2 separate regions of the Mus musculus genome follow, and region 1 is linked to region 2. A link is a contact called in ENCODE POLR2A ChIA-PET data. All regions are on one chromosome and are shown on one strand. Each heading gives the region's core, a stretch centred on a gene start or an enhancer-like site at or near the end of the contact. The rest is flanking DNA. Distances are from core to core; before and after follow the strand shown.

Region 1 (3,235 bases), core at 150-2,649, 44 kb before region 2:
CATCTCTCTCAGCCTCAGTTTACTAGCCTACAAAATGGGGGTGATAAGCTGGCCTGGCAGGAAAGCTATGACCTTCCCCGATCAGGACCCAAATTGCTCTTCAGACCCTGCTAGACAGACATAACATGGAGGCGATTAAACACTATCTAAAATAAAATCATGGAGGAGACGGGATGGAGGCGTGGCTTTAGGAAGGAGTACCAAGAATGAATGGAAGCAGGGGGACATGCCGGTCCCTGCAGGACCCCAAGCCTTACTGTCAGATAGTACTTCATAGGCCTCTGCCACCTCCTTAAATTTTTTTTCAGCAAATTCTTTATTATCCGGGTTCTTGTCTGGGTGCCACTGCAGAGCCTTCTTTCGGTACCTGCAGGAAGTGAGTGCAGAGGGAGGGTCAGGAGACTGATGTAGGCTTTGCCCACCGACTACCCTTTTTGCTTAGTCCAACACCCTTTCACTGCCCCGATCCCAGAATACCTCACGACTGCAGCCTGTATTCAGGGGTTTCTCTCCCTGTGGTGTGCCAGGGATATGAGTAAAAAGGAAAGTCCCTGCCATAAGCCCTTTCTTGGGGTTCTTTTGATAGAGCTATCTATAGCCACAGGGAGAGTGGAGACACTGTCCTGTCTCATAGCCTGGGCATTTTAGCACTGCAACCTGGGCAAGCCCACATGTAGGAGCTGGAGGAGAGGGGAGCTGGGTGTATAGAGGACGCTAAAGAAGGTCAGCTCTTCTTCCCTGGCTGGACTTGGTCTTCGTACTTTCCCAAGGGTCTCCTTCCTCCCTTCAGCCAGACCTCTAAAGGGCCCCTGGCACTCAGGGGGGCGGGGAACAAGGGTCAGAGCCTTTCTGTAACACAGCCGAGGCACTTACGCCTTCTTGATGTCATCAGGGGACGCACTCCGCGGTACGTCTAGAATCTCGTAGTAGGATGCCATGGCAACTCAGCGTCAGACGTCCCTCCTCCAGGCTGCGGGAGAGAAGGGGTCAGGCCGACAGAGGCACCGCAGCTCCGTGCGGCCGCAACCCCGGGCAGGCAGGCGACACTTCGAGGTGGAATCGGGCCGGGGAGCCACGCCTGCGGCCAGTGACTAGGCTCCTTCGCAGCCTTTATCTGGTCCCGCAGGCCGGTGCCCAGGGCTATCTCACGGCAGGAGTGGGGAGCCCTACCCGAACCCCCTAAGTCTAGTAACCCGATCTGAACCCCCAACCTGACCCAGCTGGGACCGCACCTCCTCTGCCGGGAGTCCCGCCCCTGCCCCCCGCAGGGGAACCGCCTAGCACCCGCTGCCCGGCTCGCGGCCACTGCGTACGACACGCCAGGCTGGGTTGTGTGCGCAAGCATGCGTCAGCGCCCTGGAAACTACTAGAGACTCAGAGGGCCGGCTCGGCCGGTCACACGAGGGGGCGGGGGCGGGGGGGGCGGGGGCGCTGCAGGGGCTGCTGGGAGATGAGGGCGGAGCCGTTTATTTTAGTTTTTCACCCAGGCGACGTCATTCCCAGGTGGGACTTAGGAGGCTGAAGTCGGCTATATCTTTCCAGCTATGACGCAGTCTCTCAAACACAGGCAGAGGGGCGGTCCGCAAGCTAGGTGCGGGTCCCCTGTCCTGTCGCTGGCCTCTAAAAGTGCTTCACGATCCCTGAGTACTTCCCCCAGGCCATCACCTCCAAGACTCACCGAGTCTCCTCTGGGCCTAACCCTTCTTCATAGCTTAGCTCCAGTGCTAAGTCTTCAAAAGAGGCTGCCCTGGCTCCCCTGAGTAGGTCAGACCTGCTTTTTATAGAGTCTCGTGGCATTTTCTTCTCCACACTGTCAGAGCCACAAATTAACATTTATTTGATGATCATCTATCTCCCCCAGTAGAATGTAAATTATACAAGGTAAGAATTGTGTCCTCCTTCGTTCGTCATCCCCTTAGTCTTTAGTCAGAATTGAAACGTATCAGTTGGACAGCCGAATAACACTTGGAAGACTTTTAACATTTTTGACCTAGAAAGGGTGAGGTAGAAGAGCCTAGTATGAGGAAATTAGTAGACTCAACGTTTCTCTTCCACAGCTGATCGTAAGTAGATCTATTTAGCCTCAGAATGATTTCTGGATTCAGATCTCAGGAAAAGGGAACCTTCCAGAAGTGGGTCTTGTTTTATTCCATCTGGCCAATTCCTAGACATTAGTGTACTGTTTTCTTAGTAGATGCTGCCAGAAGGTACTAAGAATGTAAAGCTATGGGGATAGCTTAGGGGTAGAGTGCTTGCCCAGCAGCCGCCAGACCTTACTTAGCCTCAATTCCCAGCACTGGGGGAGGGATAAAAAATGGCATGGGATGTCACACACACACACACACACACACACACACACACACACACACAGCCTATCAGCAGAACCCACTGGGAAACTCAGAACTCTGAGAGCAGGGAGACCTGGCCTTGCAACCGGATGCTGCTGTGTGACTTGGGAACATCCAAGGCCTGTTTTCCCCCTTAAGTATAGGTAACACCTAGAGTTGTTAGAAGTCAAATGAAGCATGGTTTATGGAAGCTGTTATTAGCATAATGCTTTCTGGTGTCACACATGACCCAAGCAGGAATGGTTGTATGAGTCCAGTCAGTGTTTCAGGACAGGTGACCTGGGGACATCTCATCAAAGCAACAGCTTGAGCACCAACCAAGGGAAGGCTGCCGTCATTTTGTCCCCTTTTCCTGTCTCCCCACCTTCTGAACTCCTGCCTACATCTAGAGACTTCCTACCTACACTTGGGGAATTTTGGTTGTTTCAGCCTTAATAAGAGATGAAGTATCTACCACAGAACTTTGAGGCTCTTGCTTCCCTGATCTAAGGGTGCAGGCACAAGATGAGTTCTGCCAATGAGAAGTCACGACTAAGTGGGACTTCAAATCTGAATAGAGAAAGAGAGATGAAGGTGAAGGTGGCTAAGAATTTGCTTCTGTGTAGTGCAGGTTGCTGTGGGTCCTTCAGCGGCCTCTTGTGCCTGGAGGAGGAAGTGTCTGTCCCCGTGCTGAGGACAGATGATCACTGTCGGGAGGGAGGGGACAGAGCTGCCAGACCTCCTTTGTCACTGCTGTTTGAGGTTTGGCTGCCAGCCCTGCATTGACTGAATCGATGCGAGTTCCATACGTTGCTAATTTGAGGGTGATTTAGTGGCGGGAAATGGTTGATTTAGTTTAGTTTTGCTTTGCTTTGCTTTATTTTGTTTTGTTTTGTTGGTGGTTTAAT
Region 2 (3,648 bases), core at 276-2,775:
GATACACAGTTAAGGCTAACTCTAGAAGTACTTCTATCCCTTTACATCAAACTTAACTGAAGCTGGACGTGGTGATGCAGCTCGGCAGAGGCAGACAGATGTCTTATGAGTTAGAGGTCAGCCTGGTCTACATAGTGAGTTCCAGGCCAACCAAGGCTACGCAGTAAGACCCTATCTCAAAAACAAAACAAAACACAACATCCCCACTGATATGGTTAATGGGCAACCCCTTGCTCTTAAAAGTGAACTTGTGGGTGTACATAGCGGTCTCTCTGAGTTTAAGCAAGCACACACCCAGGAAAACAAGTCCAGGAATGGTCTTTATCACATCTTGATACCTAACCAAAACCTAGGAAAGGTGTACATCACAGTGTCTGAAAGGTCCCTTTAGCCCCCTTCCTAGTAAGCCCTAAAATACTTCTGCCGCACTGGGGATGGAATCCAGACCTGTACACTGTACAGTCTAGGTTTTTCTTAAAGTCCCACGTCTCCTTCTTGCCTCAGATTCCTAAGTGCTAGGGTTACAGGTGGGTATTAACAACTCCCAGATTAAATTTATTTTTAACCATATAAAACCAGTTCCTAAATGGATGTTCACATCTTATAACTCCCAGTTGCAGTGGACAACCTAAAAAAGTGCAAGAAAACACAGCCGAAGACAAACTAGTGTAGAAAATCAGTAAATTATTCTATATTTAGCAAAAGGGAATATATCTGACTGGAGTCTACTTCGATTTGAAATAGACCTAGGAAAGGTGTTTTAAAAGCAGTGGTATTAATGTAACGAGATATAAACAATAGCTAGAAACCTTTATGGTGACAATTTATGGGCCAGCCCTGTATAAACAACCCAAGGCTGAAATATATTGAGGAAAGAAAAAGCCGACCAACATAAAGTCAGTGTGGATTCCTAAATTGGGAAATCACGATGTAAGTCTTCCGTGTTAATAGACTTCACGGAACCCTGTGACGTTCCTCATAGGTCCACCCCAAAGCAACCCGGATACCTGGACAGGAAGTACGCGGCGCCCAGGCCAGAGCCTCCCCAGGAGCTTGGCTCACCAGGCTCAGGCCCCGAATGAGTGGAGCTTCCCCGTTGAGGGACAACAGGGAAACGGAGGCAGGGGCTGAGGCTGCACTTGGAGCTGGCGACGTGGCTGAAGAAGAAACGGAGGGCAGAAACAACTCTCCAGAACGAGATCCTACTGCCGCATCGCCAGCCGGTTTGGCCATCCCCACGCAGAAATGCCCTTCAGCCTTTACCCGCTCCCACAAATCAGTTCTGCGGTAAATACGTGAGGATCTTCAGGAGTGAAATGGAGAGCACCAAGACCCAATTCGAGTCCAGGAGTTACCAGTCAGAGTCTACCCAACGGAACTACTAGCACCGACACCAAGCCTCGTCACTCGACCCTCCCTCAGAAGCCTCCCCTAATGTCCCGAGAGCCGAGCCACACGCAAGACCACGTTCGAAAACTGGATTTCTGCAACACCACAACAATTCGGCGGCTACGGAGAGGCGAAGGGGACACACTGCCGCGCCCGTAGCCCAGCCCCTCATCACGTAGAGCACACTATTGGTCTTCTGCTCTCCAAGACCCGCCTTCAGCCTTCCGTCCTGCCCCCTGGGCTAAGAATTGGCCACCATGTCTCCACCCACTTTTTTCATTGGCCAGACTGGCTGCGGGTGACAGTGAATGACAGACGGAGGGCCTAGAGCTCCGGGTCTGGCAGAGCCCAGCAGAACAGACCCGGCTTCTGGAATCCCCTGGATCCCGGTTCCTGCGGTGACACGCGAGGCTGGTAACTGGAATCTCCAGACCCAGGCCCAAGCTGGCCAGGGATGCCCACTGAGCCCCAAGTGAGCTTGTAATGCGTAACGGGGGCAGGGGAGCGGCGGGCGGGCCGGGGGCGCGCAGCTAGAATGTTTTGATAGAGGGCGCGCGCGGCCAGGGGAGCGCGCGTGCGCCGGGGCCGCGCGCCGGGTTGTCCGCTGTTGGGAGCCTAGCCCCCGGCCTGGGGCCGGGCGACCCTGGGGCGCCCTGTGCTCAGGTCTAGGTGGCTGGGATTGGGGAGGCATCCCAGCCCACCAGGGATTTCAGCTGTAGATCTGGCTCGACCCCTCCACCATCCACAGACACCCCTGGGCACAGGCCCTTCCTGGGGAGATCCATGGGCCCTGGGTCTACACTGACCAGGTGAGTGTGTTTCCAGAGGCACACACCTCTTATTATTAACCAAGGGACTCCCTCTGGGACCAGGTCGGACCAAGATCCACCATCCCCAGAGTCTTTACTGATTGGGAGTATACCATACCACCTTGACCCCACCTGGCACTAGGCACCCAGGGAACCCACTTATTCAAGCGGGATCCGGAGTCTACATGGACTGGAAAATTCTGATCCAAAAGCCATGCCTGCCTACGTCTCTGATGCTAGGGAAGCAGAAGGGATTGTCCAGAAAAATCTTGAGAAGACTCCCATTCGGGGTTTTCTGGACCCCGAAAAGCATGTCTGATTTCTAAAGTTGAGGTAGACCAGAGGTAAAACAGTCCCAAAGGGCTGTTTGGATTCGGACCTGTACTGACTCACTCTGCACTGGGTCAGAGAGTTTAGTTACTCCCTGGTATCCTCAAAGTAGATGAATGGTTCTACATAGAACAACAGGGGACATCTGACACAACTGGCAAAGTGTCTCTTCCCCATCTCTCTGCCCTCCTTAGTGGGGGCTTGGACCGGTGGGAGGGTTGGATTTTTTTCTGTCCCAACTCTCCATTCTTTGAAGCCTGACACCTTTTCCTCCAGCAGCTGTCCAACCAGGGCACCCAGGACTGACGTGTAGCAGAAACTGTCCATGGAGCTGGTAGGACCATGTGCTTATCTTAAACCTTTGTTTACAAAAACATGCTTTCAAACTGTTAGTCTCTAGAGAGACCAGGGTTTCCAGGAGGGGCAGGGGAGGAAACTTTCTCTTCATTGGACAGAAAATGAAACAACTCACCCCATACCAGAGGGGCAGATTCTGGCATAGTAGCTAAGCCAGCAAAAGGTTCTGGGATTCAGGACCAGGGTGAAGGCCCCCTTAAGTCCCAAGCTTAGCTGTGCTTCTTGGGCTATATTATCCCTGTACTGCTTCTGAGTCAAGGATGCTAGTGGGAAAAAACAAATCCCTTTCTCATTCCCTCTGGCCTGGTGGGCAGGACAGCAAGGAGACAGTGCCTGGATCTGATCCGGGTTCTCTTCACTGGCAGGTTAACAAGGTGGACAGGGGGCTGTGGTGATGGCACAGTTTGACACTGAATACCAGCGCCTAGAGGCCTCCTATAGCGATTCGCCCCCCGGGGAAGAGGACCTGTTGGTGCATGTGGCCGAGGGGAGCAAATGTGAGTTTTGGGACATGACAGCTAGAGCAGGGGCATGGGCGGAAGTTGCTGGAGGAACCCTGAGTGAGCAGGGCAAGCGGAGGGGGGAGGCTGGGGGGGGAGAATAGCCACTTCAGGGAGCTGACATCTCTGCTCCTGTGTCCACAGCACCTTGGCACCACATTGAAAACCTTGACCTCTTCTTCTCTCGAATATCCTTTGTGTCTCTGCTTTGGAGCTCTTCCACCTTTTAGCCTGTCTCTGAGCGAGGGAGGTCTCTGATGGGA

The links. ChIA-PET counts read pairs that join two places held with the same protein, here RNA polymerase II (POLR2A).
Region 1: POLR2A ChIA-PET joins it to region 2 with 54 read pairs in Patski. The contact joins the promoter of Dnajb2 here to the promoter of Ankzf1 in region 2. POLR2A ChIA-PET finds 5 or more read pairs at or near these places in 4 of 5 experiments (Patski and embryonic stem cell).

Annotation. Positions count from the first base shown.
Region 1 is chr1:75,234,587-75,237,821 of GRCm38, reverse strand. Dnajb2 (DnaJ heat shock protein family (Hsp40) member B2) reads right to left here and starts at 1,399. Exons shown (of 9, transcript NM_001159883.1): 1 at 1,233-1,399; 2 at 874-970; 3 at 258-367. The coding sequence starts at 938.
Region 2 is chr1:75,190,037-75,193,684 of GRCm38, reverse strand. It overlaps Ankzf1 (ankyrin repeat and zinc finger domain containing 1), which reads right to left and starts at 1,525. Exons shown (of 13, transcript NM_026187.5): 1 at 1,008-1,525. The coding sequence starts at 1,233. It overlaps Atg9a (autophagy related 9A), which reads left to right and starts at 1,675. Exons shown (of 16, transcript NM_001288612.1): 1 at 1,675-1,861; 2 at 2,805-2,862; 3 at 3,251-3,382; 4 at 3,530-3,573. The coding sequence starts at 3,280.